Linked DNA regions of Homo sapiens: regions 1 and 3 are each linked to region 2. Evidence: chromatin loops called from intact Hi-C (ENCODE). Cell type or tissue: ascending aorta. All regions are shown on one strand. Links, peaks and the distances in the headings refer to the core of each region. The heading gives the core; the rest is flanking DNA.

Region 1 (11,166 bases), core at 2,221-10,220, 310 kb before region 2:
CCTGCCATAGCTTATTTGCCACAGAATTGATCAGAATAAATTTTTTTAAAAAGAATGTTTATTCATTTCCATCAATATCTCAGTGACAAGACACTTCACAACCACATTGCTATTACTAAAAATGTCTCAAATATTATCACTCAATACTCAAAATTTCCCCCTGCTTCTTTTTTAACCCCTCAATGGTAGCAATACCTAATCTGTGTGTATCAATAAGACACTGGCCAGGTGCAGTGGCTCATGCCTGTAATCTCAGCACTTCGGGAGGCCGAGGTGGGCAAATCACAAGGTCAGGAGTTCGAGACCAGCCTGACCAACATGGTGAAACTCCGTCTCTACTAAAAATACAAAAATTAGCTGGGCATGGTGGCATGTGCCTGTAATCACAGCTACTCAGGAGGCTGAGGCAGCAGAATTGCTTGAACCCAAGGGGCAAAGGTTGCAGTGAGCCAAGATCACGCCATTGCATTCCAGCCTGGGCAAACAAGCAAGACTCCGTCTCCAAAAAAAAAAAAAGACACCAGGAAACTTGTTCTTGAGTTTGGGGAATTCTTAATAAAAATTCCAAAAAACAGGCCGGGGACAGTGGCTCACGCCTGTAATCCCAGCACTTTGGGAGGCCGAGGCAGGTGGATCACAAGGTCAGGAGATCGAGACCATGGTGAAACCCCGTCTCTACTAAAAATACAAAAAAAATTAGCCAGGCGCGGTGGCAGGCGCCTGTAGTCCCAGCTACTCAGGAGGCTGAGGCAGGAGAATGGCTTGAACCCGGGAGGCGGAGCTTGCAGTGAGCCGAGATCGCACCACTGCACTCCAGCCTGGGCAACACAGCAAGACTCTGTCTCAAAAAAAAAAAAAAAATTCCAAGAAACAATAATTTCTAGGAAGTTTATGAAGTTAAGGGGTAAGTTTCAGTTTATAAATAATGACTGTCAAAGAGCATGATTTCCGTGTTTTTTCTTTGAATTTATATTTATTTTATTTTCTCATACTAAAAATGATGGAAAAATAAACTGCCTTTTTCCTCTTGGAGTTCTTATAAAATGTTTCAATTTCCTTAAAGTCCTTTACTTATTCTACTGTTTATCTTGATCTAGTATACATGCTACAGAATTCTATCTGAGAGTGTTAATTAGAAATTATAACTGAAAGTGAAAATGAAATGTATATATTCACTTTACCAGTAAGAAGCCAGATGCTTGGATTTATTTCTGTGGCTTTAAAGTCACACGCCCCATAATGAAGTTTCAGTCAATGACATACTGCATATACAATGAGGTGGTCCCATAAGATTATAGTGGAGCTGAAAATTCCTAGCAGCTGGTGACAAAGATGTCTGTATTAGTCCATTCTCGCACTGCTATAAAAAACTACCTGAGACTGGGTAATTTATAAAGAAAAAAATGTTTAATTGACTCACAGTTCTGCAGGTTATACAGGAAGCATGACTGGGGAGGCCTCAGGAAACAAAATCATGGCAGAAGATGAAGTGGAAGCAGGCATGTGTTACATGGCCAGAGCAGGAGGAAAAGAGAGCAGGGGGAGGTGCTACACACTTTTAAACAACCAAATCTCGTGAGAACTCACTATCATGAGAACAGCAAGGGGGAAGTTTGCCCCATGATCTGATTACCTCCCACCAGGCCCCCTCCTCCAACAATGGAGACACAAATCCAAACCACATCGACGTCATAATGTCGTAACACAGTGCATTGTTCAATTTATGGTGATGCTGGTGGAAACACACTTACTGTGCTGCCAGTCATATAAAAGTATAACATAAAATTATATGCAGTACATAATACTTGATTATAACTATGTTGCTGGTTTATGTATTTATTATACTATACTTTTTATCATTATTGTATGGTGTACTCCTTTTACTTATATTTTCTTAAAAGTTAACTGTAAAACAGCCTCAGGTAGTACCTTTCAGAGATATTCCAGAAGAGGGCATTGACATCATAGGAGATAACAGCTCCATGTGTGTTACTGCCCCTGGAGACCTTCCAGTGAGATAGGACGTGGAGGAGAAAGACAGTGATGTTGATGATCCTGACTCTGTGTAGACCTAGGCTAATGTGTGAGTTTATGTCTTAGTTTTTAATAAAAAAATTTAAAAAGTAAAAATTAAAAATTTTTAAAAACAGAAAAAAAGCTTACAGAATAAGGATGTAAAGAGAAACATTTTTGTACAGCTGTATAATATGTTTGTGCTTTAAGTTGTGTTATTACAAAAGTCAAAAAGTTAAAGAAAATGTTTGTTTCTTAACTTTAAAAAATTATAATAATCTAAAGTTAATTTATTATTAAAAGAAGAAAAATATTTTAATAAATTTTGTAGGACCTAAGTGTACAGTGTTTATACAGTTTACAGTAGTGTGAAGTAATGTCCTAGGCTTTCACATTCCCCCACCACTCACTCATTGAATCAACCAGAGCAGCTTCCAGTATTGTAAAATTTATCCATCTTAAGGGGCCTATGCAGGATATAATTTTTTATCTTTTATATTATATTTTTACTGTATCTTTTCTGTGTTTAGATACACAAATACTTATCATTGTGTTACAATTGCCTACAGTATTCAGTACAGTAACATGCTGTACAGGTTTGTAGCTTAGAACCAACTGGCTATACCATATAGACTAGGCATGTATAGGCTATACCATCTCAGTTTGTGTCAGTGCAGCCTAGGATGTTCCCACAACAGAATTGTGTAACAATGCATTTCTTAGAACATATCTCCATCATCAAGTTATACCTTACTATATTTTGTTTAGTTATCGAGACTGAACTTGACCTTACATTTTTCTAAAATACTCCTTAAAAGACTCAGTCATTTAAAAAATCTAATCTACATTATCTTCTAATATCCTTACATAAACTCATTCAAAAATTAGATAGTTTGATTACACTTATTATTTAATTTTAAGCACGCAAGTTCTTTCAAAATTAACCCAGTAATATACAGAAAGTGATATGCACAATTCTGTCATTTTATATGCCTAGAATTGACAAACTATCAAACTATGACCCAGAGGCCAACCCTCATCAGCCGCCTGTTTTTGTAAATACTTCTGGTGGGACATAGCCATACACCTACACGATTATTGCTTCTTTCAGGTAATAGGGCAGAGTTGACTCATTGTGACAGTGAGCATTTGACTCTCAAAGCCTATAATATTTACTAAGTGGCTCTTTTCAGAAAAAAAATTATGTGCAATATTCTGTGCCTTCAAATATATGCTTTAAGCATGCAATAACAAAGGGTATATTTTTTAAACCAAGATGCTCATTTTAAAAGCTGTGAGTATATATAACTTCACCTGTTTTGCCACATTTTCCTTATTATTAGTTATGCTATTATATAAAAGTATCTGTATTGCATGATAAAACTTTTAAAACTTTACTTACACGATCTTGTATGGGCTGGCTATCTGCTAACATTGATTTCTGTGCTCCATGTGACGTCAGCAGCATGGAACATGATGGAACATTGCTCCAAAGAGCCACATGGCCATATATTGGAATGGATTCTGTAAGAGTCAAAGGTACGGATAAGAGGATTAATAATTATGTATTGAGTAATCCTCCCTTCCTCAGATTTATGGTTACCTACATACCTGATCATGCTATAAAAAAACAGGAAGACTCATATGGAGAAAACTGCATAAGTCAAGACTGAACTTCTTGGGGAAATCTTTTCTACAATCCTCAGAGTTCCCCATAATTTAACTCATGTCCTTGCTGACTAAAGCTACATCATTTTGGAGAAAAAAATCATATATCATTTTTTAAAACCTATAATGCTTCATATAGCTCTCTAGTAAATTGTCTTTCTCTTTATCACAAAATATCACAAAGCACACATGATGTCAAGTGTATTTGTGTGTTTGATATTAAGTTATTGACCAAGTCTGAAGAAGGTGTTGAAAATAAGTTGTAAACGTTTATTCTAAAAGTGAAGTGGCAAAGTCTCCACTCAAATACGAAGTAGTAAAACACAACATCATAATATAGTATAATATTTTAAGGTATATGTGATTCGGGGGTATAAATATGGCAACAGATTATTTAATTAGAAAACCTAAAAACAGTGTAACTTCTATGTTTTTTTATAAGGGTAATCCAACTTATTATGCCATTTAAAAAAGTAAAGTAGTATAACTTTTATTTTATAAAATAAATTAAGAAACATCTTAATCAAATTTCAGTATGATCCAAGAATCCGCATGAAGCTTTGTGTTGAAGAAAAAGATTAAGGTTTTTTAGAAAAACTTACATTCAGTTTAAAAGTTGATCTTACACCCATACAGCCACCAATCTTAGAATTGTTTTTTTTTTTCTTTTTGCTTTTTTCTCTGCATCATGTTTGTATAATACCGCCTTAAATTTGATTTCACTTCCCATTTCCTTATCTTAAAGAACATTTTCTTTTTCTTGGATATGTTTTCCATCCTCTTTATGAACCTTCATTAACTCTACCAGGCACACTTAAGAGAGGCCCATTCCCTGAGCCCTTTCCCCACTCCTACCAGGAAACAAGCTTCCATCAATAACAACCACAATTGATGAATCCTGCAGGAGCATGAGAATGAAATTCACAAGTACCATAAATGACATAGGATGGGCATTTAGACCCATCTGATTCCCAAATGGAAGGTCCCTGAGAAATTGCTATAGCTGTTTGTCTATACCTGTTTGCTTCCTGAGCTTCTAAAAGGAGAATAAATAAGAGCTCCTAAGAATGTGCTTTAAAGCCAGTTATGCTCCTCTCTCTTTTACACCCTATGCCAGTATATTTCTTCAATTTTATCAATATGGGCCAATGTTCCTAGGAAGATAGCAAGCTAGCTTCTCCAGCAAACACCCAACAAGAGGTAACCAAAATATTTTAAAAATATATTTTTATATTTTAATAAAAAGCTCTAATTCAGCTCTTATGCACCTTCGCCCCAAGAGTCTGCCCCAAGTTAAGTAACACATACTTGAAAGCATTATAACAATGCACTTTTTTTCCATAACTGCACAGCAGAAATATTAAAAAGTTAGAGCTTATCTATCCACATCATAGGCCTCTATATGGCCAAGTATGTCTTGGGGAAAACTTATGTCTGACCTTGGAATTCAATTAGCACATACTGAAATGGAAATAGATGCAAAGAATGTTATAAACTCTAAAGAACTTTCAGCTCAGCATCCATATTTCATACAGCAAGAAACTGAGTCCCTGGAGACCAAGTGACTTGCTCTGACCAGCAAGACACTCTAGGAACTGATAAGCATTTCCTTTAAAAATTTGAAGATTCTATACAGAGTTGTAGTGAACAATGAAATTCATTGTTCCAGCTGACAGCTCATAGCTGAGCCCCTCCTGATAAATGCTTTCAATGGAAGAAAGCTCTCCCTTCCAGGAATCTGGCCTGCTTCCCTTCCAGGAATCTGGCCTGCTTCCCTTCCAGAGCTGTAACATCCCCAAAGGGCCATCCTGCCTCTAGAGGGCTCCCTGTTGGATCCAGTGAGGCCACTGTTCCAACTGCATCACAGTCCAACTTCTCCCTCTGCCCACCCTGTTTTGATCTGCCCTTACTTCCATCAGGTGTTGTTCCTTAGAACATGCCCCAGTAAGCCTCTCGCATGTATATTTCCATCTCAGTCTGCTTCCCAAGAACCTGACCTAAAACAATAGTGTATTCCATTCCTTGAGAAAATGTGAGGTCAGGAAACACTTGGATTACATCGAAGCAGATTATTGCAAGATTTCTTTTAATTTGACAGTATGCACTATAAACATCAACAAATACCCAGAGTTAATCAAAGTTATTTAACTATAGAACCCTTTTGGATATTGAACATCTCATGAGACTTGTGTTCTATGGAATATGGGCTGGGAAACAGGAATGCAGTCACTCTAGCTCACTTTAGAATATCAGTGTTGAAATTACTCATGTGAATATTTCCTGTAATAGCAAAAGAATGGAAAAAACCTAAATGTCCATCAGTAGGGTACTGCTTAAGTAAATTATAATACATGCATGCAATGTAATATTATACATCCATAGAAAAGAATGGGAAGTTTTTTTTAATATTAGCATGAACATATATCCAAGGTGTATTTTTAAAGTAAAAAGAAAAAGGTAACTCGACAGTGTGTATTTGTTTTCAGAAAGGGGGATGGTTAAATATATACGTGCATTTTTGTGTGTCTGCACAAAACATTTGCAAGGACATACACTAGAAAATGATAGCACTGGTTGCATCTATAGAAGGGAATTGGAAAGCGCTTTGAAACTTTTGAAGTTTAAACCATGGTAATGTATTATCCACTCATAAAATTAAAATCAAAATACCACAAAATATTATGTAGCACAGATTTAAATATTTTGTCTAATCATATATGAAGAAAATTTGGGAAAAAACTATGACATTCTCCATAAAGCTGCTTAGAAGATGAACTCCTGGAAGACAAAATTCATTTAGAATGCCCAAAGCATGGCACAGTTTCTGAACCAAAGGAGGCTGTAAATAATTTTTTTAATTGAATTATCCTTCATCATAAAAATCAGCCAATTGTTACTAAACAATTTTCCAGTGGTGCCTCTTTAGATAATTGTTTAACTATTAAAATGTATCCTGTAATTTATAAGAGCCATTTTTTGACACCAGTCTCTATGTGATCACTCAGTGCTGCCACAGAAGACATACCTTGTCTGTTTGAGCACAAAATACCAGATGAGAATTTGTAATGATGCACATTTCTTATTACCTGCTGATAATAACGTATTCGGTGAAAATGACACCTAATGATATAGTACATCTCCCACTCACAAATAACTGGATTCAAATATTGCTACTGCTTCTCACCAATCCCTTATAGAAGCAAAGAGATGCGATTACCATAATCCTCAGGAATAACACTTAAAATTAAATTTAAAAATCTAGGAACAGCTAATCTTTTACTAAGCACAAATGCACATTAGACCACAAATCCTCCAGTACTCTTTCTCCAGACAGTTTCTCTAGGCTTGGCTGCCATTCTTCTAATTGTTTATTATTCTTGCTGATTAGACCTCTGGCATCTCTTGTTCCAAATACTTAGCTTCACATGAAATGTATCACGTGATTTAGCCTGAGCATTGGATCTCTGTAGCAGTCCCAAACGTCTTGTTTCTAAAACATTGCTTTCTGGCCTACTTTCTGACAAGTAAACTAACCTTCTCAAGTCTATATAAAAAAGCAATAGTGCTTATAAAACTGCTAAGGGGGAGGTCGTCTCTATTAATAAAGTTTATTTGGCAACTAGCAGTGTTTGGACTCCTGAGCTCTAATGTGGTCAATGTGGTTGCTTTTTTCTCCCTAGATTGGACAGCAGAACTTATCTTTTATAGCACTGCTGGTTCTTCCTTCTCCACTTGGGCTGTACAAATTATCTGAGACAGAGCTAACAGAGATCCTGTCCTCACAATAGGAGAATAGTCCGTTTTAGTACTTTATCTCCTCTTTCACTGGCCTCATTAACTATTCTTATCTAAATGGTTGTTATCAAAACTATTATTATAAATAGATTGCCATTCTTGTCTTCTTTATAATTTTTGCTTTTCATTTTTTCTGCTTTATATTACTTCTCCTATGCCTTTCAGCTTTTGTCTAAGGAAAATGGTTTTTGTAGACATCAAACACTTGGCATGCCTCATCCCTTCTGTGGGATTACAGATTTGTCACAATCTTTAAGATTTTGACCCTTTCTGCTGGGTGTACTTGCTACAGGTTTCCCAAGATGGCTGCATTTTTTGTAGTCTAAGATGTCGGATTTCTTTGGAGGGTTTTATTGGCAGTGGCAGAGTGAAAGATGAAGGGGTACAGAAGGTAGAAGTGAGTAACTTTTTTCTTGCTCCAGAGCAATCCCTGAGTAACTAAGCCTGCATTATTAACTTACATGACCAAATTATTCATAAAATTAATTTTTGATAAATACGGAGTGAGAACAAAGAAAATTGAAAAATCTTACCGAATATATATGTATATCATCCGGGTTGGAATACAATATAGAAAATTATCTCTATTCAGTTATAAAACATACTTCTAGGAAACTAACATTAAATGTGGTCCATGTGGTGGGACCACAACATTCATTTAAAAAAATAAAATGTAAGGCATACAAAGGCAGTTTTGTTACATGGCTATACTGCATAGAGGTAAAGTCTGGGCTATTAGTGTAACCATCACCAGAATAATGTACATTGTACAATTAAGTAATCTCTCATCCCTCAACCTCTTTCCATCCTCCAAACCTTTTGGATTCTCCAATGACTATTATTCCACATTCTATGTCCATGTGTACACATCACTTAGCCCCCACTTCTAAGTGACAATATACCACATTTGACTTTCTGTTTTGATTTGTTTCACTTGAGATAATGGCCTCCAATTCCGTCATGTTGCTGCAAAAGACGTGATTTTAATATTTTTATGGCTGAATAGTATTTCATTGTGTATGTGTATATATATGTGTTTATATATATGTATATATATAGATGGTGTGTGTGTATATATATATATGGTGTGTATATATACACACACGCACACTGTGGAATCTCTTTGGATGTGTTGTGTAAATAATGGTGGAAGTGTTCATCTATTCTTTTATTATACTCCATACAGACTACCATCATTCCCATCTATTCATCATTAACATATTACAATTTCCAAAACTATAGTTCATGTAAAATTGAGATTGAGAACTTCTTGATGAAATGTGGAGCTTTCCTAATCTTACCAGAACCATGGAATGGACTGGGGTCTAGAGACTTGGACCCTAGGCTTGATTCTGCCTTTAAACAGCTATGTGACACTAGCAAGGTACTTTATGTCTTTAAGTGTCAGTTACCTTGTCTTTAAAATACGGAGATTAGACTGGAGGTGTCTAAAGTCCCTTCCAGTGCCTAAGTAACATCTATAAAGATGACAGGTTGAAAATCTCAGCATATGATAGAATCCATCCATGTTATGTTGGTTTCCTGAACCACCAGATTCAACACCAAAGGGATTTTCTCTGGTCTAATTATCTTAATTTTCAAGAAGAGAATAATAAGTGCAGAGAAATTAAATGTATTGTTCAATTTTACATAAAGAGGTTAAATTGAAATTTAGCAATGTGTTTTGGATCCCTCCTTTAATTCTTCACCAGAAGTTCATTCAGTTACCATAGCACAAAGCATATGCTATGCATTGTGCTGCTTCTCCATATTAACTTCAATTTCAAAAGGGCTCTGCTTCATCCATAAAATCCATGATAACAGTATGTTTGGGGCTTGCACCTCCATATGTATTGACTATATCTAAAGCGCAGTTACTAGTAGACATTGAGGGATTTTTTCATCTCACAGCTTAGATCTAACTATCCTACACCATCATTGGTACCACCCAAATTCTACTATATTGTAATTTGCTCCATTCCATTATGTCCAAATAGCTACATTCTGGGTCAGAACAATAAATTAAGCATCCTAGTTACAATTTTCTGTGACAACTCCATTTCATCCTGGCTCACTGTAGTTCAATTATCACCTCTACCTTGGAGGAGTAGGAAGATGGGAGTTTCACCATCTCCTTGCACCAATGGCTAATCCACCACTTTTGCTTTTATACTGCTTGGCACATAGGTAAACACTCAATACAAATGAATGGTGATTATTATTTTTGTCTTCATCACTTTACTGAATAGTTGTGCCAACACTGGCATCCTCATCGTCTCCCAAAATGTAAAACAAAAAATGTTTTTCTGAGCCCTGTATTAAATTTGTTGTTTACTATAGATTTTTCATAGATATACTTTAGTCAGTTTTGGAAAATCCAATCTATTTTTATTCTTCTCAGAACTTGACACTAACTTTTCCTATATCCTTAAGATTATTTTGATAGATTTTCTGATGTTGAGCCATCCAGACAATCCTCAAATAAACCATATTTAATTGCAGCAAGCGTGCTCCTACTGGGGAAGGTTGTGTTGCTGGTTTGTTTTACTGTTGTGTTATGTTAGCTAATGCTTTATTTACTATTGAAAAATGTTATTGATTTTTAAAAATCTTTGGTCTGGCAACTTTTCTGAGCTCTCCCATTTGTTTTAGTAGCTTGTTAATTTGTATGGCTTTCATCTATAAATAATGAAAATTTCACCTCCTCTCTTTTAATCTTTATAATTCTTATTAATTGCACCAGCAAGGTAGCACCCTCTATAGGAAGTGTGCATGCTTGAGAGAGAAACCTGAGTTCAAGCTCCAGTTCCACCACTTCCTACTGGTAGTCCCTGCACCAGTCACCACACTTCCTGGTGCTTCAGTTTACTTATCTGAAAAGTGGGAAGGAAAGTATCTCATGAGTTTGAGAATGCTACATATGTTAACGTACTTGGGACTATGGGTGAAAATAAATGTTAACTATTGAAATATTTATGGAATGAAGTTAAGAATGAAAGACACCTAACCCAACTTTGGACATTTAGGACAATATTCCCAGAGAAGGCATTATCAGACTGAGATTTCTGGACCAGGCGAGTCAGGAGAAGGGGGCACGGAAGAGATACTGGATGAAGTAGTGCATTCCAATGAGAGAAACATGTCAAAATATTTGGCTATGAAAGGAAGTGTGTTGTGTTTAGGGGCAGAGAGTAGTTCAGTATCCTGGACACTCAGCTGTTTACATGCAAACAATAATTGTTCCACGAGACAATAAGTTCCTAAAGAGAATCAAATGTGCTGCGTCTTTTTATCCTTCACAGCACTTGGCAGGGAGCCATGTACAGAGAAAGTGATCAATAAATATCCACTATTGTTTAGAACTTTTGGTGTGCTGTTAGCCTCTTTGGTTTAAACACCTTAGCCTGGAAGCCATGCTTTATAAGTTGCAGCGGCTCAGAGTAATATGGTTTGACTTAAGAAAGGCCAAGGTTTAGAAGATGAATGCCTCAATATCAAGTCAAATAAGCCATCAGCATAATCACATCTTTCCAGTTTTAGAGGTTCTTTACAAGGATCTTGCTTTTCAGGAGTAGAATCTAAAGATACCAAATACAGATTTTAATCTGATATTTGAGGTAACTGCAAATTTTTTTAACAGCATAACAAGAGAAGAAACCATATTTCTTCTCTTAAACCCTCAGGAGAAGA
Region 2 (11,166 bases), core at 1,517-9,516:
GCCTATTCCCAGCTACTTGGGAGGCTGAGGAGAATTGCTTGAACCCAGGAGGCGAAGGTTGCAGTGAGCCGAGATTGTGCCATTGAACTCCAGCCTGGGCAACAGAGTGAGACTCTGTCTCAAAACAAAACAAAACAAACAAACAAACAAAACAGTGATAGTCACAGAAAGTAGAGCAAATGAGTCTGCCTGTGTGAAGTGAAAAGAACAGTAATGGCCATTCTTTTTTTCTGACGGATGGAAAACCCTAACCTGCAAAATAAATATTTTCTGCAGATGAAAAAAGGTGGGGAACTTTTATAGACCTAGCCATTCTTATTTATGAATGTGCTCATTCTCTTCCAACGTTTGGTTTATAACATATTTCAGGACTAAGATGACAATTTGGCCATACCATTCCTAATTTTGATGTTCTAAGATGTCAGTCATGGAACCAGCCAAAGATTGACTATATTTGTATAATAAGTAGATGTCAGGAAGAATGAGCCAGAGAACAGATTCAGGATTGAAATTGAGGTTTTCAATTTTAGAAATGGGATGGGCAAAGAGTTCAGTAACCATGCCTCACTTTTTTAAGGACAATGACACCAAATTACAAAAAGAAATGCATTTTATTTAGCTACTTTTATTATTTTGGGATGGGCAACCTGGTAGGAGAAAAGCCACCTTTTGAGTCTGTCACCTCCACATTAATTTGCTAAGAATATTTAGGGGTAAGGAGGCCCATCCCCTTTACTCACATTCCCTGAATGATGAGTCAAGGAGTAGCTTGTAGTAGTACAGCAGGGGGTGCAAGGGAAAGAAGGCAATTTCCTTTCTTATACAACTTTTCAGTTTATGTGGAATTTTAAATTGCTTAATTTTCAATAGTCTTATTATATAATTGATTTCTTTGTGCCTATTACTAATTATCTCCCTCAGTCTTCCAAGAGAGGTATAATACTTTTTCTGATACAGTGTAACAGGATGTTGTGACATAATAAAAAATATACATTTGGTTTCTGCCTCCTGTTCCTGCCACAGATCTCCTAAATCCCTTGGAATTTCCTGGGTAATAAGAGTGCCTTTATTCTAATAAGGCAACACTTGGCGGACTGCTGGATAACGTCAACATGAGGGCTGTTTTCCAGAAACACCAAGCCATAATTCAAACTGTGAGCTGGAGACTGGGTTAATAATTGGTCATGCCTACATGATGAAACCTCTATAAAAAATCCCTAGAAGGCAGGGCTTGGAGAGCTTCCAGGTTGGTAAATACATCCACAGGACAGGAGGGTGGCACACCCTGGCATCATGGGGACAGAGGCTCCTGTGCTCAGGACCTCGCCTTCACCTGGCTGTTCATCTGCATCTTTCATCATATCCTTTGTTATAAAGCAGTGAACATAAGTGAGTGTTTCCCTGAGTTTTGTGAGCCATCAGGGCAAAATATCAAACCTCAGGAGAAAGTCGTGTAAACCTTCCATTTGTAGCCAAGTTGGACAAATGTTATGGGTAATGTGGATATCCAAGCCATGCCACTGGCATCTGAAGTGGAGGGGTTGGGGTGGGGGCCCAGTCTTGTGGGACTGAGCCTTCAACCTATGGGGTCTGCACTAACTGCAAGGTAGATAGTACCGTAACTGAATTGTAGGACACATAAGTGGCATCCAGAGAGAACTGATTGCTGTGGGAAAAATATATCCCACACATTTGGTGTCAGAAGTGAAGTGTTGAGAGTAGAGGAAACAGTGAGTTTTTCCTCATTAACATTAAATTGGAATTTTCAGCTTTCACCACAATATATAATATATGAAATTCCAAAGAGAATTGTCAAACCAAAATGTAGATTTTCAAAGGAGCTATCAGAGAACCAGTTGGGCAGTTCCAAACCCACTGAAGAATACAAAAGGGTCCAAATATTGGAGATGAGAACAATTTGTTAAGAGGGGTGTGTGTTTACATGTGTTGCTAGACTGAGTTTCACCTTCTCCAAGGGGAGCAATGGAGTGCTATCTTTTGCAAAAAGGGCTTCACTTGGCCAATTTGGAGAGTTTGAGATAAGTCTCCTGGAGCTTGAGAGAGGGTAAGACTGGCATCTGACAGGCTTACTGGAGCAGGAGGGGCAACTGGTGAGCTCTTTGGGCAGTAAAGTATTTCTGGTGGAGGAGATGAGGACCTCAGGAGAGAGCTAGCTGGGGGCCACCTTTAGCTCTGTCCAAGAAGGACTTTCTGGAAGTGTAATGAGCCTCTAACCAAAATAGAGAGTGGATAGTGGTTCCCTAAACCCAGGGGCTGAGCACTGGGCTAGAGAGCTGCAGTTGTTGCAGCCAGATGAGCCCCACAGGGGGTGACCCTGCAGAGCCACCAAAGCAACCCAAAGAGGGAAAATCACCTGCAGACATCTGCCCATCTTACAGTATCAGAGCTAGCATAAACTTCCCTGCATCCTTTGCCTTTCTAGTCTCTGACTCCATTCCCATGGCAACAGCAATGACAACTTATAAGTAGCATATAAGTGGGCAAGAGGATAGAAAAATTACCTGCCCCTCTTCCACGGGAAGCAGCTGGTCCACTTCAGGTGAGCCATTGAGATGGGATATTAAACCAAATGCAGTTTTATTTATGGTCTGGAATTGGATAGTCTATTTGACATATTGAGAGTATATCTAAGATTGAAGCCTCAAATTCAAGGGCCCAAATTTTCAGTCTTTCTCTTTTCACTTTCATTTCTGCTTTCAAAATAGCCAAGTCTTTCTTAAGCTCATCCCTTTTTAGTAAGACTTTGCTGGAAACACAAGGTAAAGCCCATGACTGACTTTCCAAACCCTTTCCCAAGCCATAGGCTGACTAGAAACATGGTTTGCCTTCCAGGTCTCCAGAGGACAGTTTTGCTAGATGTGCTGTGATGGCAGGACAATAGAAGTATACTTTTTTACCACCTGACATGCCTGTTCTTGATTCACAGTTGACTATGCTGCAAGCGCCAAGCAGTGACTTAGAAACCCAGTCTCTTTCCACCTTAGGGTTCCACCATCATTAACATACAGCTTTTGGAGCCACTAGGTTCATTTCTGCATGAATCTGATAGGAGAAAAAACAAGAAGCCTCTTGTATCAAGATTTGTTATGAGCCATGGCCCTGAAGTGCCATGTCATTTCCTCTTACATGTGCATTGTCCAGAACTCAGTTACGTGGTCATGCAAAACTGCAAGAGAAGCTGGGAAACACTATGTTTGTGCAACAGAAGAAAAAGAAACAGGCTTGGTAAACAGCTAGTCTGTTTCTGCCTCCAGGGCTCTATAGCTTCTAGGAGTGAGCTCATTGGCTATGTAGACTTCTAGAAAATTTATTCATAAGAAAAATAGTAAAAAAAAAATCCCACCACTGAAAAATTATAAAGGGACGATGCAAGACAAAAATAGTATTTTGATTATCTTTGATTTGTTGGAAGTATAATTTTCAGCGATCAAATGTGCAGCACTGGGTAGTATCAGTTCTGTTTAGTTTGGAAACATACTACTTGAAGTTCTCTGGGCTAATTTTTCTGACCTGAACTGACTGTTCTCAGATTCATTACACAATTGTCATCCTGGGACTTCCCTGCACCATCGTTTAGATAGTCCCTTTATCCCTCTCCTGTCATGTAGCATCTTTTACTTGGATGCAGAGGCTTCCTCTTTTTGTTGGTCCTCTTTCTGATGAAGTACATAATAGTGTTCTGAGAAATATGAACAGAATGCACATTTTTTGAGATCCCACATATTGGAAAATATCATTCTACATTCACAGTTGATTGATAGCTTGGCTGAGCTTGTAATTCTGGGTTGTAATTCATTTCTCCTTACAAGTTTGAAGGGACTTCTCCATTGTTTGAGTACCATCTTTTGAATGTGACCTGTTATTTCTACCTGGCTACTTTTAGGGTTGTCTTTTTATCCTCACGGTTCTGAAATTTCATGTTGTTATGTGTTGATGCAGATTTTCTATCATTCATTTTTGGGCACTCAGATGGCTGTCAACCTAGAAATTCAAAGCTTTCAATACTCACAAGTTTTCCTACATTATTTCTTGAAGATTTTTTCCCCTCTCTCTCTGATTTTTATTCTCTTTCTTGAAAACATAATAGTTAAACATTTTGACCCTGATTTGGTCGACTGATTTTTTTAAAATATTTTCTTTCTTATCTGCTATGTCTTTCTCTTTTTGTTCTAATTTTCTGGAAGAGTCTTCACTTTATCTTTTGTATTTCTATTAAATTTTTTTACTTCTGCTGAAAATATTTTTCTTATGAATTTCTTATTCTTTTATTTTTATAGCTCCCTGTTATTGCTTCAGAAGTAAAATATATTTCCCGCATTCCCTAGGATATTTATCTTATCATTTTTTTCTTCTGTTCCTACACTGTCTTTACTTCCTCTGAGTTCCTTTCATCTTGCTCTTGGCTCTGACTTTCAAATGAGATGCTTTCTTCACATGTCTAGTGGTCCCTGTCTACCTATTCAAATTTATAACCAATCAGTAGCTCTGTCTGGGTGGCAGAACATTTGAATTGGTGGGCCTCATTGTAGGGTGATTAAAACCCAGAAATCTCAGAGTATGTAGATCTTTTCCCTTTAGCCAATCAACTACTCCATAGAGAAATCCCCTAATATACTGCCCATTGGACCTAAGCCACACCTACTCACTTTCTGTATGTTAAGAGGGAGAAAGGCTAAGGTTTATCAATGCACATTATTTAGATGTTTACTTAAGTCCCCTTTTATCAATATCACATCTTAGCTTTCATTCTACTGTTCATTCAAGATTCTTTCAAGACCAGCTTGAATGAATATGCTTTAATAAAAACACAGATTGCACTACAAAACCAAATAGTGTTAAATTTATATTATGCAACAGAATTGTCTGCAAGCTAAGTAGAAAAGGACATCTCCCCTTTATAGATGATTTTTTGGGTTATAAAAATATTATGAAGTAGTAATGATATATTTGCATGCCATCATCTACATTTTTCTTTCATTAACTTTGTCAAATTCTATTTTCAAAGAGCTTCGTTTGTCCTTTGAGGACAAATTCAACTTGTCAGGAAGCCAGCTTCAGGCAATGTCTTTCCCAGTGGCCTGCTGTATTGGTCCACATGAGATATGAAACAGAGACATCTAAAGGACATTTTAGGAACTGGAACATTAATATTTACTCTCCATCCTTTATGACTGATTCCCTTGGAAATGAGGTCTGTAGTTTATTATGAAGCTGGAAAACCTCACTTTGTAAAATTAAATTCAAAGCCACAATCATATGCCTTTTCTAACAAGATTCAAGAGAAGGCTAGAATCACCAACAGTTTTAAATGAAGAGTTATTTTAACAAAAAATATCAGAATTCATCTATTTGCCCTAAAATTATTGGAAGGAAATTGACTTAGAGTAAGCTATTTCTAGTAGTGTCACATTTTGATTTTTATTATATTTGTCCATAGTGTTACGTATAATATAGGTACCTAGTAAATAAAAATAAATAAGCAAGTTATTAAATGAACAATTAATTGATTAAAATCTGAATAAATGTAACTCAGGCATTTTTCTGACTGATTCCTCTTTAAATAGTAATTCCCAATACTCATCTTTTGGCTTGATCAGGCTTAGAGGAGTTATGACAGAATTATATGTGCAAATCTTAAATGTTAACATACACAATAATGGCATTTTTACCAGAAGCATTATTTTCCCAAATGGATAAGAAGTAATAATGAAATTTAAATCTTCTTTTCTAACAAAGGAATTGAGATAATATCTTCTTGTTCGACAGACTCTGAGTTGTTAAAAGCTTTGGTCTAAGCCATCTAATTGCCATAAAAAATTACTTTTCCTGGAAAGCTGGGGTCTAGTTCCAAGGCCACAGGAATGTCAGCTTCTTTAATGCAAAGTTTAAAAATAAATACAAGAAACAATTGCAAACCATATGACAGATTTTTTAAGGCATGTATACTTCAACTACTTCTGTGAATATTAATTTTTCCTTATGCCTTTTAAGTTCATAAGTACATGCTCGTCACTATCATACAAGACAGAGAAACAGAAAGAAAGAAACGGAAGAAGAAATATTCCAGATCTCTGTGTTGCCCACCATTCTGGGTGGTAAAATCTTAATTATGACAACACAAGTCCACGTGATAGAGGAACATATTAGAGGTCAGAGGTGCTTTGAAAACCAGCCAGTTTCACTATTCTTTTAAATTAAAGTAAGTTCAATTAATTCATGAAGCTATAATGTAAATTCAACCATCTAAGATTTCAACTAGCAAAGATGAGGAGAAAATCCCAAAATGACCACTAACATCTTGTTCAGAACTGGTCTGTTTTGAGACGGCTACATTTTCACCATGCTCTCAGGTGGCCTTTCCTCTGTGCACTCACAGAAAGAGAGAGAGCTCTGGTGTCCCTCTCTCTTCTTATAAAGACATCAATCCTACTGGATTAGTGCCCATACCTATGATCTAATTTAATCTTAATTACTCTCTTAAAAGCCCTATTTCCAAATACATACTGAGTCAGGGCTTCAACATATGAATTTTGTGGGGTTGCATTTCAGTCCATAACAAATATATAGGAGGCACGGGCTCAAACCTACAAGTACTTTTCTTCTTCTACTCCAGAAACAACTCCTTGAATTCCTCCTCTAGAATTGCTGCCCAGATGGTTTGGTAGACCATTAGAAATGTTAATATCCTAGTCCCAGAATTTTATATTATTCTCTGGGTTTCTAAATTATCTTACACTTGTATCAAATATAATTACATATTTTAAAGAACTTCTTAAATTCTGACCAAATTTATCCCAAACTTTTAAATGGATAGGACAAATTTTATGATTAAAAATTATTTTGAAAAATTTTACCTATTAATACTAATATTAATTTTTAAAATGTTATCTGTTAATAAAACAGAACTTCTTCTACTTAATATTAACCTAGAACTCCTAGTTCTATATAAACTTGAAATCAATAAAACTGCATTTCCTTTAAAATGTATTGTAACTCAGAATGTACACTATTTTAAGGTGACTCTTCCTAATCATTAATTTTCTTACATAATTTGTTTTGTGTGCTTTTTAAAACTATGATTGCCTATTCTGAATTAGAAACTCTTGAAAGATGTGTGATGGCCTATTTAACTCACTCTGCGTACTAACTAATAGAATTGTAGCTTAATATATGTTGTATCTAACAATTAAAGTTAATACAAGAGATTAAAGTGAGTAAGTCATCTAATTAGACATCCAATCTGTCCCCAATCTTACTAACATTTGTTTTCTTCATGTCCCTCACATCTACTCTTTAGCATTCTTCTTTCACATCTATGATCAAGGCCCCCATTAGTTAGACAAGGTTTTATGCCAGATCCTCTGGCATGAACCCCAAGCCATCCTGCACACATGGATCAAATCTAAATCTATATTGTATAATCTTTCTTCCCCTATGTCATTACACTACATGGCAATCTTCATTGGCTCCTCATGGCCTATAGGATAAATTCATGCTCTTGAGTCTGGCATCTGTCGTTCTCAATTGTTTGATTTCTCAGTTCACCTTCTTAACTTTATCCACATACCCACAGCTAAGAGTCCCCTAACCCCCTTCTTTCTGGCTGAGTCTACATATTTCATTGTCCCCCAAAACAAATTGTAATGGTAACTCAGGTGGTTCTTGAATTAAAAAACATTGTGGATCCAACAGATTGAGAGCAGTGCCTAAAAATTAACAGGATGTCAGCCCTTCTTCCTTCTCAGGTATCTATAAATATCCCAGATTTTTTAGTTCAAAGAAGGGAAGAAGTATGGAATTGCCTTATCAATCAGTAATTTCAGATGCCACCTGCATCCTGGCTTCCCTCTGCTTCAGATGTTGTGTTTACTATCTCTCTTGATTATCTTTTTAATCACTCCTTTCTGCCATGTTGAACCATTCCAAACCATCCCACCATGCCATTGGTCAAACACATTGCCTACCTTCTGTGTGGGCTCCCCACAGTTGGGACCGACCTGCTACACAGTGACGAATAACCCTGTGGTATCAGATGCCTTCATGACAGCTCCTCGGAGCTCCTCAGTGTCTCCCACCTCTGTGTCTCAGACTGGGAAAAACTCCTAGACCCCCAAGCATTCAATTTTTTACTAAGGCTAGCAAAGAAAAAAAAATCTCAGCAGAATGATTGGGATCCCTAGCTATATATTTTGTTCAGTTTTACAATATTCCCAGGGAACACAGATGCTCCAGGGGTCAGTCTCAGGGTAAGATCAAGTACAAACTGATGATATGCCCTGAATAGCTGAATGACTGTGCCACCAGTTTCCTTCTTTTCTTCCTTTCTTTCCCTCCTTTTCTTCCCCCATTTATTTTTCCTTCCTACCTTCCTTCCTTTCCTTCCTTCCTTCCTTCCTTCCTTCCTTCTTTCTTTCTTTCTGTTTCTTTTACAGGGTCTTGCTCTGCCTGGCCCCCATCAGGGCTCACTCCAACCTTGATATCCTGGCCTCAAGCAACCCTCCCACCTAAGCCCCCCAAGTGCCTAGGACAAGCACATGCAACCATGCCCAGCTAATTCTTTCTTAATTTTTAAAATAGATGAAGTTTTGCTATATTGCCTAGGTTGTTCTCAAACTCCTGGCCTCAAGTGGGATTACAGATGTGAACTGCCATGCCCAGACTCTTTCTTTTATTGCAGTAAAAAATATATATAAAACTTACCATTTCAACCATTTTTAAGTGTACACTTCAGTAATATTAAGTGTATTCCCAATGTTGTGCAGCAGATCTCAAGAACTTTTTTATCTTGCAAAACTAAAACCCTATATCCACTTAACACTAATTTTCTCTCCCACTTCCCAAGCCTTTTGCAATGACCTTTCTACTTTCTGCTTCTGTGATCTTGACTTCTTTATGTACCTCATGTAAGTAGATTCATACAGTATTTGTCCTTTTGTGACTGGTATATTTTGCTTCACACAATGTCTTTGAGATTCATCACTGTTTATAACATATTTTAGAATTTCCTTCCTTTTTAAGGCTGCACAACATTCCATTGTATGTACATATTACATTTTTTAATCCATTCATCTGTTGATAAACATTTGCGTTACTTCCATCTCTTGGCTATGGTGATGTAAGTAAAATGGCTGTTTAAACATCTCTTCAAGTTCTTGCTTTGAATTCTTTTGGATATATATCCAGAGTATAGTTGCTGTATCTATGGTAATTCTATTTTTAATGTTTTAAAGAACCTCTATACTGCTTTCCATAATGTCTTCTCTATTTTACATACCCACCAACAGGGCACAAGGATTCCAACTTCTCTGCATCCTCAGCAACATTTTTTATTTTCTATTTTTTTGATAGTGGCCATCTTAACGGGTGTGAGGTAATATCTTGTTATGGTCCTGGTTTGCATTTCTCTTATGTTAGTGATGTTGAGCATCTTTTCATATGCTTGTTAAATATTTGTATATCTTCTTTAGAGAATTGTCTATTCATATCCTTTGCCTATTTTTAAGTCAGGCTATTTGTTTTGTTGTTGTTGAGTTGTAAAAGTTCCTTATATAGTCTAGATACTAACCCCTTATCACATACATGATTGGCAAATTTTTTATCCTATTTTTTAGTAGTTTTTTCATTCTGATGTTTCCTTCACACACTTCTAATTTAAAATGATATGACAACCTAATATACCCAAAAAATATGTAAAGACATTCCTCGATCCTATGGTACAGTAAGTTAGAACCCCCAGCACAACTTTGTAAATGTTTCTTTTTTTTCTTCCATTTATATTCTTTGGTTATTTAGTTACAAGGAACAGAAACTCACTCAAATTACAGAAAAGTTCGTGAACTAGACCCCAAGAAAAATAGGATAAGATGGTGGGATGGTTTGAGGATCAAGGCAGTTCTAAGGGCTTCAGCAACAGCCATTCACAAATCTTCGTTAAAACTCAGTCATTAATATGACTCTGCACTTCTCTAAGTGGTTCCTTCTTCTTATACCACGATCCACTACTCCATCATCTTCTAATCCAGTGCTTCTCAAATTATATACAGTAAAGGAACATCCTTCCCCCACATCTCAATCCATCATAGGCCAGTACTTTTATAAAACACAAAACCATGCATTTGGATGTCACAGCAATGTTAAACTTTTATGCAGTCTAAAAGCTTAGCTTCTTCTCTTTTTCTTTGCTTATTGCAGACTGGTAACTAACAGTTAACAGACCAAAACTAATGTTCATATACCACACTTTCAACAACATTGCATCTGCTTTCTTGTAGTTTCTGATTGTTCATATCTTTGGGTTGCAAGTGGCCCTTCATAGTCTCTCCACTCTTTCCTACCTTACAACCTATAAATTTTGCTCCACTTCCACCCATTAACTGCCTTCCCTCTCAGTTCGTGTTCGAGAGAAAGGAAATTGCATTGTCTTGTCACCTTTTCTGCTATGTCAATGATTTCCTTTGGTTCACTTGTCCACCCTTATCCAATAACATCTGAATGGATACATAGAATCGCATGGCATGACACATGCATGACTAAGGAGCACCCCTTTGGAGATTACAGACATGGCATAAATAAATGCTCTGACGGACACATAATTTTCAGAGTTCTTAAATTTGTGTAGTATCTTACAAGAGGCTAATAAAGAGCAATAAAAAATTCTGCATTACCAGATAGAGTCCTAGTTAAATAACAAGTGTGGTTTTCTCTCATTGGAAAGAATGGACTGTTCAGTGCCTTCCCTGGGCAAGCTGAGATGCTGAGATGCTGTGGCCAGTAATTGTCAGAGCAATGCTTCACGTGCAATCCCTAGTGCTCACCTTAATTGGATGTGCCATTAATCCTTGTTCGCTAACATGACCTGAATCCAGGAATAAGTAAACATGTTCTTCCCAGAGGCCACAATCATTTTTTAATCTACTTTCTCTGTGGTAGGTCATGGTTCCAGAGAAACTGATTTAGAATTGGGTTTCTCATAAAATAAAAATAAGCAAAATGGGCCTCAGGGTTTTCCTCTTATTCTTATTCCTGCCTTTCTCTGGTCTGTATAGGCACAGGAAAGAAAGAAAAAGGATAGAAAGGAGACTCAATAAAAAGGGAGTGAATAATGCCAACTGAGGACAAAATACAAATACCCAAAATGTAGATACC
Region 3 (11,166 bases), core at 2,057-10,056, 140 kb before region 2:
CCAATAAAAACTTGAGCTACAGAGATTTGAACCTGAAATTCTCAAAAGAGAATATCCAAATGCCCAGTAAAGATATGGAAAAACAACTCCACAACCTCATTAATATTGAGGAAAATGCAAATTAAAATCACCATTAGATATCATTACATACTTACTAAGTTGGCAAAAATGTTAAAGTATGAACATAATAAACATGAGGTAGAGAAGAGGGGATTCATAGCAGAATGGTTAGGAACCTAATCTCGTGAGCTGGACTCTGCCAAAGTACGGCCTGGAGCAAGTCACTTCACCTTTGTGTCTCAATTTCTTTATCTGGAATGTGGGGATAGCAGTAATAACTAACTTTAATTATATTATAAAGTTTAAATCAATGTTCTCAGAATATTGCCTGGTCCATGGCAAGTACTATTAAGCATCTGTTTTACATAAATGTTTACATTTCAATAAAATACAATGTGATAAAATCAGAAACCTTATACTCTACTGGTAGGTATGAGGATTGAAATAATCACTTTGGAAAATAGTTGCCATGATCTATTATCATTAAAGATACACAGACCCTGCAATAATGCATCAATTCCACTTCTAGGTATGCCTACTGTATATATTGTAGACACATTTATAAGAATGTTTATAAAAACCTTGCTTAATATTACAGAATTGTAAGCAATCATCTAAAAAAGAATTGATAAATAAATTGTAGAAGACACATACAATAAAACACTATCCAGAATAAAAAGAAACTGTAGCTGTAAAACTCAGCTAGACCCAGGAATTAAGATAAATTCCATAAACATTATATTCAGTGAAAAAAGAAGACACAAAAAATATAAAGTATGACTTTATTTTCATAAAATTCAAAAACCAGGAAAGGCTAAAATATATTGGTAGTATTTAGGGAATAGTAACAATATTATTACCATGTAAGTAAGGATACTGGATACTGATTGAAAGAGAGAATGAGTTTCGACAGGGAGAATTATAAGAGAGTACAACGCATATGCCCATTCTTTTGCAGATGGTATTTTCACTTCTTTATGATTAAATAATGATGCTATAAACATTCTGATACATGTGTCCAAGTTTCTGTATTCTAAGTTACATATCTGGAACAGGAATGACTGGATCATGGAGGTATCAGTGCTGTCCTGTCTCTAGACCTGTGTAGAGGTCACAGGTGCTTATTAAACTGTACATATGTAATTTGTGTACTTCTTCAGTACTCGTTACAGTCTATAATTTCAAAAGAGCAAACAGATTGTAATCGGAGAGCCAAGCATAGAATTTGCTTAAGAAGTAGGGTTGTGAAGAAGAAAGTACGACCGTGGCTAGAGGAAGATGGAAATTCGAGAGGAGATGGTGACTCTGCTTTTTTTCTTTTCAAGAAGGTTGATATTCAAGAATTTATAAATATTTATGGAAAACATCTGGTTCAGAGGAGAATTTAAGTATACAGAAGAGGAACGGTCAAGTAAGTATGTTTTCTGAAAAGCAGGAAATGTTGGGAAGCCATTCTCCATGGGCTGCTTATGTTTCTGCACATCTTGGGAGCAGATACATTGATTGCCTTTGCTCTGGACTAACATTCTGGATGTTTGTATACAGAACATCCTTGAAAAGTAGCAATGGTGCTTCACTCTTTGGCAAAGGATAAGTTTATTTATTTGCCTATTTAATAAACTGTACTTCACAGCAAAAATATTTATATTTCACTTCACAGCAAATGCCAGGAAGCAAGTTCTTAGAGACCTATAAAGAGACTTAGACTCCCACACAATAATAGTGGGAGACTAAACACCCCACTGTCAATATTAGACAGATTGAGACAGAAAATTAGCAAGGATATTCAGGACTTGAACTCAGCTCCGGACAAAGCGAACCTAATAGACATCTACAGAATTCTCCACCCCAAATAAACAGAATACACATTCTCCTCAGTACCACATAGCACTTAATCTAAAATCAACCACATAATTGCAAGGAAAACACTCCTCAGCAAATGCAAAAAAAAGGAAATCATAACAAACAGTCTCTCAGACCACAGTGCAATCAAATTAGAACTCAGGATTAAGAAACTCACTCAAAACCACACAACTAGCTGGAAAATGAACAAGCTGCTCCTGAATTACTACTGGGTAAATAACAAAATTAAGGCAGAAATAAAGAAGTTCTTGAAAACCAATGAGAACAAAGACACAATGTACCAGAATCTTTGGGACACAGCTAAAGCAGTGTTAAGAGGGAAATTTACAGCACAAAATGCCCACATCAGAAAGCTGGAAAGATCTAAAATCGACACCCTAACATCACAATTAAAATAATTAGAGAAGCAAGAACAAACAAATTTAAAAGCTAGCAGAAGACAAGAAATAACTAAGATCAGAGCAGAATTGAAGGAGAAAGAGACACAAAAAAAACCTTCAAAAAATCAGTGAATCCAGGAGCTGGTTTTTTGAAAAGATTAACAAAATAGACTGATAGCCAGACTAATAAAGAATAAAATAGAGAAGAATCAAATAGACACAATAAAAAATGATAAAGGGGATATCACCACTGATCCCACAGAAATACAAACTACCATCAGAAAATACTATAAACACCTCTATGCAAATAAACTAGAAAATCCAGAAGAAATGGACAAATTTCTGGACACATACACCCTCCCAAGACTAACTCAGGAAGAAGTCGAACCCCTGAATAGACTAATAACAAGTTCTGAAATTGAAGCAGTAATTAATAGCCTACCAACCAAAAAAAGCCCAGGACCAGATGGATTCACAGCTGAATTCTACCAGAGGTACAAAGAGGAGCTGATCCCATTCCTTCTGAAACTATTCCTAACAATAGAAAGAGAGGGACTCCTCCCTAACTCATTTTAATTCCTAGCCTGTGTGATAGAGTGAGACCTTGTCTCCAAAAAAATAAAAAATAAAAAATAAACAGCCGGCCCAGGATCTGATGTTGAATAAATATTGGTCATCTAAATAAACAAGTAAATAAATACATGAATGGATACATTGATAAGCTTTGAGATTCTTTATTGTTTGGAAAATCAATGATACATATGATTGAATAGCCCTACTCCTTTATAGGAACAGATGTAATTGATCCAGAACACCATCCCAGTCCTCAAAAAGAAAGTAAGAGACAAGTGGAATTCATCACCTACCAAGGAGCTTAAAAACATTTAATTGTTTTACACATGATAATCTACTGATGGCAGCAAGAAATAAAGCAATCCTCTGAAAGATTTTCAAACAAAGACTGATATCTACATTATAAATGAATAAAATAGTGGCTGAATTACACTTGCCCCATTAAAGAAAGAAGTGGCTGTATGTTACCCTCTAAGAAAGGCAGATATTTTGAGCATTTTGTGGTTGTGATTGACTTAGATTTTTTTCTTATGTTGTTTCTAACATCTTTAAAATATTTTCTACTTAGCCACTTAGCAATAACACTGAATTTACCATCTCTCAAATTATGAAATGAAGTGATAAGACATTTTGGTGTATTGAGAACTGATTGTTAAATTTCCTGAATTTGAGAATTGACTGAACTCAAACTGACTTTACCATATCTAAGCCCTTTAAAAGCTGAATGTTCAATATCTTCATTTGTTTAAATTAGATTTAGTCATTAGACTGCCTTTTACAGTATTTTTTCATTTTCCTTTAAAGTGTCTCAGAACTAGTAATTAACAAATTATTTTTGTGTAAACAGGAAATACTTTGTTCTCTACTCTTCCTCACCATGGAAATAAGTGTAATGTGATAACTACTGGAGTGAATAAAGGAAAAGAGCCTGATTAGAAAAGAAGGCTCGTGGCTGGAATCTCAGTGATCAACAGTGCTTTTAATCTTTCACTCCATCTTCGATATAGTTTTCTCTGGAACATATGTCTTTCAGCTCTAATAAAATTGCTTAAGCAATCCTTCTAAGTATGCCCTGTAAATATGTTAAGTAATCCTTTCATTTTAGAATGACTTTCATGATTTCCTCTCTTCATCATCATAGCTAGATCTGTCTTTCTTACATTTCATGACTTTGTTTAATTAGTTTCTGTATTATCCCATTTTTACACTGCTATGAAGAATGCCACCTGAGATTGAGTAATTTATAAACAAAAGACGTTTAATTGACTCAGTTCTCCATGGCTGGGAGGCCTCAGGAAAGGTACAATCATGGCAGAAAGTGAAGGGGAAGCAGGGTACGTCTTACATGGCAGCAGGAGAAAGATGGAGAGCAAAAGCGAGGAAGTACCACATTTAAAACCATCAGCTCTCATGAGAACTCCCTTACTATCATGAGAACAGCATGGGGAAAACTACCTCCACGATTCAATCACCTCCCACCAGGTCCCTCCTTCGTCATGTGGGGATTATAATTCAAGATGAGATTTGGGTGGTGACACAGAGCCAAACCATTTTACTTTCTTTAATATAATTTTATGTAATTTTTATTCAAAGCAACTATTTAGCATTCAAGAATGAAAATGGGAAACTGGGAATACTTCATACTGTGCCGAGGCAATGAGGTAAATGGTAAAAGCAACAGATGAAAAAATGAACAGATGACATGAGTTTTAGTCTTATCCTCACCACATATGATCCTCAATTTATTTTTTTGTTAAGGAGACATAAAAACAACAGCTTTGCCTATCTCACAGGATGTAGCAAGAACTGAGGTAATATATATTTTTTAAAAACGGTAAACAAAATTCAACACAAAATACAGTAAAAAAGTGATTAATTTATATTGTTCTCATTCTCATACATTGGTACACTGGTCCTTGATGAGCCATAATGAACCTGTTCTTTAACTGCATCACCATAAAGTACATTGATAGACCAGATTTCCCAGAGATTGTATGACCTTGATGCTTTAAAACATGAACTATACAAAGTCCTGGAAAGAAAAGTACTAAAGTTAATTTGGTTTTGGCAGAAAGATGTATTGGATGACTGAATAGGGATGTTTCATCTCTAATTTCCAAGGTTGTAGAAACAATAACATCCCAGCACCCAGCTATCCTGTGCCCTATAATGTCCTACTGAGCTAATTCACATCAGGGGTGTGCACATTGTTACTTTTGGCTACGGGTTTTACGTAAGAACACAAAACCGATTCTCGTTACTAGGAAACAAATGGTCCAAATTAAAAGCTCCTGTAGGTTTAAAGCAGCAGAAGCATCCAATTTTAAAAGGACTCTAAAGACACATTTCTCTTCAGTGGGTGGACATAAGATGTGAGTAATTATTAAACTCATAAACTAGCTATAATTGGAAAGACAGTGCAATAGATTAGAGCTGTGTAGTCAAGCTCAGTGCAGATCCACAATTAGAACAAGGAGGCCGGGCACGGTGGCTCACGCCTGTAATCCCAGCACTTTGGGAGGCCGAGGCGGGTGGATCATGAGGTCAGGAGATCGAGACCATCCTGGCTAACAAGGTGAAACCCCGTCTCTACTAAAAATACAAAAAATTAGCCGGGCGCGGTGGCGGGCGCCTGTAGTCCCAGCTACTGGGGAGGCTGAGGCAGGAGAATGGCGTGAACCCGGGAGGCGGAGCTTGCAGTGAGCCGAGATTGCGCCACTGCAGTCCAGCCTGGGCGACAGAGCGAGACTCCGTCTCAAAAAAAAAAAAAGAACAAGGAGAATTTCAGACGGTCTGCAAATGAGGGGTTTATGTGATCTTTCTCCTGGTCCCCTTTCTCTTTCTGACCTCCTCTCCCTTTCTTTATTCAATTTCCTTTTGTTTGCTCCATCTTTTTTTTACTTGCCAGGCATCACCCAAATTGATCACCCATACTCACGTCGTTCCAGTTATCCAGGCAAGCATGCTGTTCTTTTGTTCTAAACGATCGAGTGTTTTCTTTTTATCCTGACCTGAATTCATTAAGTAATTTCACTTTGGCTTTTTAGACCTTGTTACAGGTCGAGTTGTGACTCCTATAAAGAGAAATGTTGAAGTTCTAATCCCCCGTACCTCAGAATGTGACTTTATTTGGGGTACAGTCATTGTAAATGTAATTAAGATGAATCACGCTGGAATAAGGTGGGCCCCTAATCTAACCTAAATGGTATCCTTATGAAAAAGAATGTTATGGGAATAGACACAGACATGCACAGAGGGAAGACAATGTGAAGAGACATAGGGAGAACACATGGAAATATGAAGGCAGAGACCGAAGTGAGGCAGCCACACACCAAGCAATGCCAAAGATTGCAAGCAAACCGCCAAAACACATATTATCATTTTAGTGCAAACTACACAATGACTTCTCAGTTCTGAGCCTAGAACTTTTTGTTTGTTTTTGGTTTTTGTTTGTTTTTGGTTTTTTTTTGAGACAGTCCCACTCTATCACCCAGGCTGGATCGCAGTGCCGCGATTTCGGCTCACTGCAATCTGCGCCACCCTGGTTCAAGTGATTCTTTTGCCTCAGCATCCCAAGTAGCTGGGATTACAGGCACACACCCCCATGCTCAGCTAATTTTTTTGTATTTTTAGTAGAGACGAGGTTTCGCCATGTTGGCCAGGTCGTTCTTAAACTCCTAACCTCGGGTGATCTGCCCGCCTCGGCCTCCCAAAGTGCTGGGATTACAGACTGAACCACCATGCTTGGCAGAGCCTAGAAATTTTGGATTGAGTGTAGAGCTTGTATTAGTAAAAGGATCCACAACAAGGTTTGATTCAGAAATTTGACTTGTAAAGAGAAACGAGCATTGGCTTATGAGTCACATGTTCATTTTTTAAAATCTTACCTTAGTACTCATACTTGGTGTAGGACTTTAGTCATATAGCTTAATCCGCTGAGAAGTTGGTTTTCTCTAGCAGAGTGCCTGGCACACAGCCAATGCTCCTTAAAGTTTGTCTGTTATTTAATAAAACGTTCCTTTTCCTGGATACTAAGGCTCTTAAATCTAGCAGAGCCTTGCTAAATCCCATGCCCATCTTACCAGCTGTTTTGAAAGAAATAATTTTCACTTTCCACTCATCTGAAAAATCTCAATTGACTTAAAAACTGCAACCATGGCACTTAGAAAATCTTCTGTTTGCTTCATCTTGGTGACTCCTGGACCTTAGCATAATTCACAGCCGAAGAATGAAAAACAGTGGTCAGGACTTTTAAGCTATGCTGTGAGGAATATATTATTACCTCAGATAACTCAAACTTGAATGCCAAATCTAAAATTAAGCTTCACAAGCTAGCTCTTGATAATCAGTACAAGGTTATATTTCAGAGCTTGGAAATGATAAATCCAAGTTAACACAGATGGTAAAAGTATGATTTACAATTGCTTCCTAAAGATCAAATTCTTAAAGTCCTGTTGCTTACAGAAACCTGTAATAGCTTAAAATCACATCTTACAAAGGATTAACAACCACGGGAAGTGGGAAAAAAAAAACAGAGAAATATTTGTTTCTCAGTTGCATCCTGCAAAGAGCCTTGGAAGGGAAGTCAGGCTTGCTGGACGTCCGGGCAATCTACTGGTCACTTACTGATACACCTCATTAAATCAGTCTGCACAATGCCCTATATGGTAGGTCATTTATCCCCATTTTATGGATGAAGAAATGAAGTAATTCTAGGTCATTTGTCACAAATCAGAAATCAAATCGAGATTGGCTGACCCCGCAGTCCATGGGCTCTATTAACCAGAGCCAGTTTTGTTTCTAAGTCTACTCCTGACCAGCAAGGTGATCTTGAATAACTTGATGAATCCATCTGGATCTCAGTATCATCCTGTGTAAAACTGGAGTTTTAGAATAAGTGATATCGCAGGTTCTTTTTAGCTGGAGAATTTCTACTTGGAAAAAAATTCAGTGCAAGCCAGAATATTAAGGGCCAAATAAGGTAATTACTAACTCTGCTATGATATCCCATTATGATTTCATCATGATCATTTAAGTTTGTTTAACTCTTCAATAGAACTTGTAATACTGTTATGTGTTTAAACACTAGTTTTAGCTACATATTTCAAAATATTATATGTATTACCTTAAGTTAGCTCTTAAAACTTATACATGAAAAGACTATAGTACTGCATAAAGAAGGTGGAAATGCCAGGCAGAGCGGCTCATGCCTATAATCCTAGCATGTTGATAGACCAAGGCAAGACCAGGCCCTGGGCAGCATGAAGAAACCTTGTCTCTATAAAAAAAAAAAATTGCAAAAAATTAGTTGGAGATGGTGGTACATCTGTAGTTTCAGCTACTCGAGAGGCTAAAGTGGGAGGATTGTTTGAGCCCAAAGGTGGAGGTTGCAGTGAGCCGAGATCATGCCACTGCACTCCAGCCTAGGTGACAGAGCAAAACCCGTCTAAAAAAAAAAAAAGAAGGTGGAAATGCAATAATAAAGAGCACCTATTTTTGTTTTATAATAAATTTTAAATATTATATCTTCAGCAAATCTAGAAGCAACCTATATGACCTAGTCCTTAAAAATATATATGGTTTTACTGTAGTTACTTCAAGAAATATCTGAAAGAGACATAAGGTATGGGAGTAATCAGGCTAAAAAGTCTCTACAAACTGCATAAAATATTACTCTAAAACAATGTAGATAAAACCACATGTAACTTTGGATACAGCAAAGCAAGCTATTGCCACAGTCCTTATTTTATATGTCTGTTGAAGGAAAACTTGCTTCGTAACACATTTAATTAATATAATATACCTAGAAAACAATTTGAACATATAGAGAACCCTTTTTGCAGTTAATTATAGTGTTTATCTTTTTGGCTGTTCTTCATTTAACCGAGGGACAAAAATATGTTGCTGAGGCTACAAGCAAGACAGTTGCTCTTAATTGTTGACTGGTAGAAGAATTAACATAGTACCATTGGGTCCGAATTTGGTTCCTTTCGGTGGGTTCTTGGTCTCGGTGACTTTAAGAATGAAGCTATGGACCCTCGCAGTGAGTGTTACAGTTCCTAAACATGGTGTGTCCAGAGTTTGTTCCTTCAGATGTTCAGATGTGTCCAGAGTTTCTTCCTTCCGGTGGGTTCGTGGTCTTGCTGACTTCAACAGTGAAGCCACAGACCTTCACAGTTGAGTGTTATAGCTCTTAAAGGTGGCGCGCATCCGGAGCTGGTTGTTCCTTCCGGTGGGTTTGTAGTCTCGCTGACTTCAGGAGTGAAGCCACAGAACTTCGCAGTGAGTGTTACAGCTCTTAAAGTGGCGTGTCTGGAGTTGTTTGTTCCTCCCAGTGGGTTTGTGGTCTTGCTGACTTCAGGAATGAAGCCACAGACCCTCGTGGTGAGTGTTACAGCTCATAAAGGTAGTGCGGACCCTCCTAGCACTTTGGGAGGCCGAGGCAGGTAGATCATGAGGTCAGGAGATAAAGACCATCCTGGCTAACATGGTGAAACCCCGTCTCTACTAAAAATACAAAAAATTAGCCCCTTGTGCTGGTGGGTGCCTGTAGTCCCAGCTACTCGGGAGGCTGAGGCAGGAGAATGGTGTGAACCCAGGAGGTGGAGCTTGCAGTGAGCAGAGATCAGGCCACTGCACTCGAGCCTGGGTGACAGAGCAAGACTCCGTCTCAAAAAAAAAAAAAAAAAAAAATGGTAGTGCAGACCCAAAGAATGAGCTGCAGCAAGATTTATTGTCAAGACTGAAAGAATAAAGCTTCCACAGTGGGGAAGGGGACTGCAGAGGGTTGCCACTGCTGGCTCAGGCAGCCAGCATTTATTCCCTTATTTGGCCCTGCCCACATCCTGCTGATTGGTCCATTTTACAGAGCACTGACTGGTCCATTTTACAGACTGCTGATTGGTCCATTTTACAGAGTGTTGATTGGTGTGTTTTTATAGAGTGCTGATTGGTGCATTTACAATCCTTCAGCTAGACACAGAGTGCTGATTGGTGCATTTACAATCCTCTAGCTAGACAGAAAAGTTCTCCAAGTCCCCACTCAACCCAAGAAGTCCAGCTGGCTTCACTTCTCACCATGAGGGTAAATCTTGATGAAAATAGGCCCTACCAAGATATACTGAAATAATGCCATAATCACAGGCCAAGAAATCTCGGCCAGTATCTAAACACTCTGCTGATCGTGCCATCACACTCAGTAAAAATGTTGCAAAAAACTGACCGAGACAAACAAACATGTATGTGGCCCTTGCAGTGGATCCAAAGCAAATGTGGGAATTGAGAGTCATCAAGGAGAGCCAACCGTCACAGAAACTGGATGGGTTTCAGATGAACTGATTGGACATAATATGGAACAGGATATTTACCAGGCTTTGACAATAAATATACAAAACATACAAGGTAGTAAGAAAGTTCATTTGTATAAATTTATAACTGATCTGTCCCTTAACCTGTGTTCTTACTATGTCATTTAACTCCTATGTGTAATCACTAAGGCACTTCAGTTTAGATGAGAAGAAGCACCTAACAAAACATTTCATGTTAGGCACACAATATTTGTGTTCTGCATTTGGTAAAGTTCTTCCAAAATTTAGTTGTCTGAGTTTTAAACTGGCCACTGGCCCAGTCATTCTAATCCTGTTTCAATCTCTCATTTATAGACCATCAATAATGAAAATAATGGTGATGATTATTAAAAACACATATACAATCAATATGTTAAATTGAACAAATCCCTTTTAAAAAATAACATAACTAGATATGATCATTCTTCTCTCACGCTTCTAAGAAAGTTTTTGATTTATGCTGATTAAATTTGAGCTTCCTTGCACCGTAATTTTGTAATCACAGTCAGAAAAAGGTGTCATAAAAAATTACACATAGAACTTGTTTGCTTAATTGACTGGAAGCTTCTCTTCCTTTTATATTGTGTAATTGGATGCCAAATAATGATAAATTAGTCTTAGAAGGGTATGGTACATACAACTGAATAATGGAAATAACTCAGTTTAATTACCTTAATAATTATCATGATAATTTCTAAAACATGTCATGTCTTCAGAGCTTTTCAGTGGCATCCTGCAAAGAGCCTTGAAGAGAGGGGAAGTCAGAAATGAAGACAATATGAAGTCACCCACATAAAAAGGACTACGCTCTAAAAATATTGCTGTGTATTTTACATATATTTAAAAAGGGATAATCTGTATACATTGTATAGACATTTCAAATTAAATTAAGAGCATGGAATTAGAACTATCTCCCCTTCCCCTACCATCTGCCAGTGAATAGG

The links. Hi-C counts contacts between places; a loop is a spot of excess contacts. Peaks named below come from ENCODE experiments on the same cell type or tissue, not always from the same donor. Only the 100,000 strongest peaks of a DNase experiment are listed, where the experiment ranks them.
Region 1: it touches region 2 in a loop (3-fold over the local background); 14 of 110 quality-filtered maps call a loop at or near these places.
Region 3: a loop joins it to region 2, with 2.6 times the contacts of the local background. A loop is called at or near these places in 2 of 110 quality-filtered maps.

What each region holds. Positions count from the first base shown.
Region 1 is chr4:141,648,557-141,659,722 of GRCh38, reverse strand. It overlaps IL15 (interleukin 15), which reads right to left. Exons shown (of 8, transcript NM_000585.5): 2 at 3,416-3,537. Among named protein-coding and RNA genes, the nearest start is that of IL15, 18 kb to the right of the region's middle. In ascending aorta, for the core only: a CTCF peak has its summit at 5,478 (motif pointing right); a DNase peak (open chromatin) is centred at 5,472; H3K27ac peaks cover 5,351 bases.
Region 2 is chr4:141,340,318-141,351,483 of GRCh38, reverse strand. No RefSeq gene overlaps it. Among named protein-coding and RNA genes, the nearest start is that of LINC02432, 13 kb to the right of the region's middle. In ascending aorta, for the core only: a CTCF peak has its summit at 5,171; DNase peaks (open chromatin) are centred at 3,127 and 5,081; H3K27ac peaks cover 1,852 bases.
Region 3 is chr4:141,482,446-141,493,611 of GRCh38, reverse strand. No RefSeq gene overlaps it. Among named protein-coding and RNA genes, the nearest start is that of LINC02276, 89 kb to the left of the region's middle. In ascending aorta, for the core only: no CTCF peak of the experiment used is centred there; a DNase peak (open chromatin) is centred at 6,851; H3K4me3 peaks cover 1,183 bases; H3K27ac peaks cover 775 bases.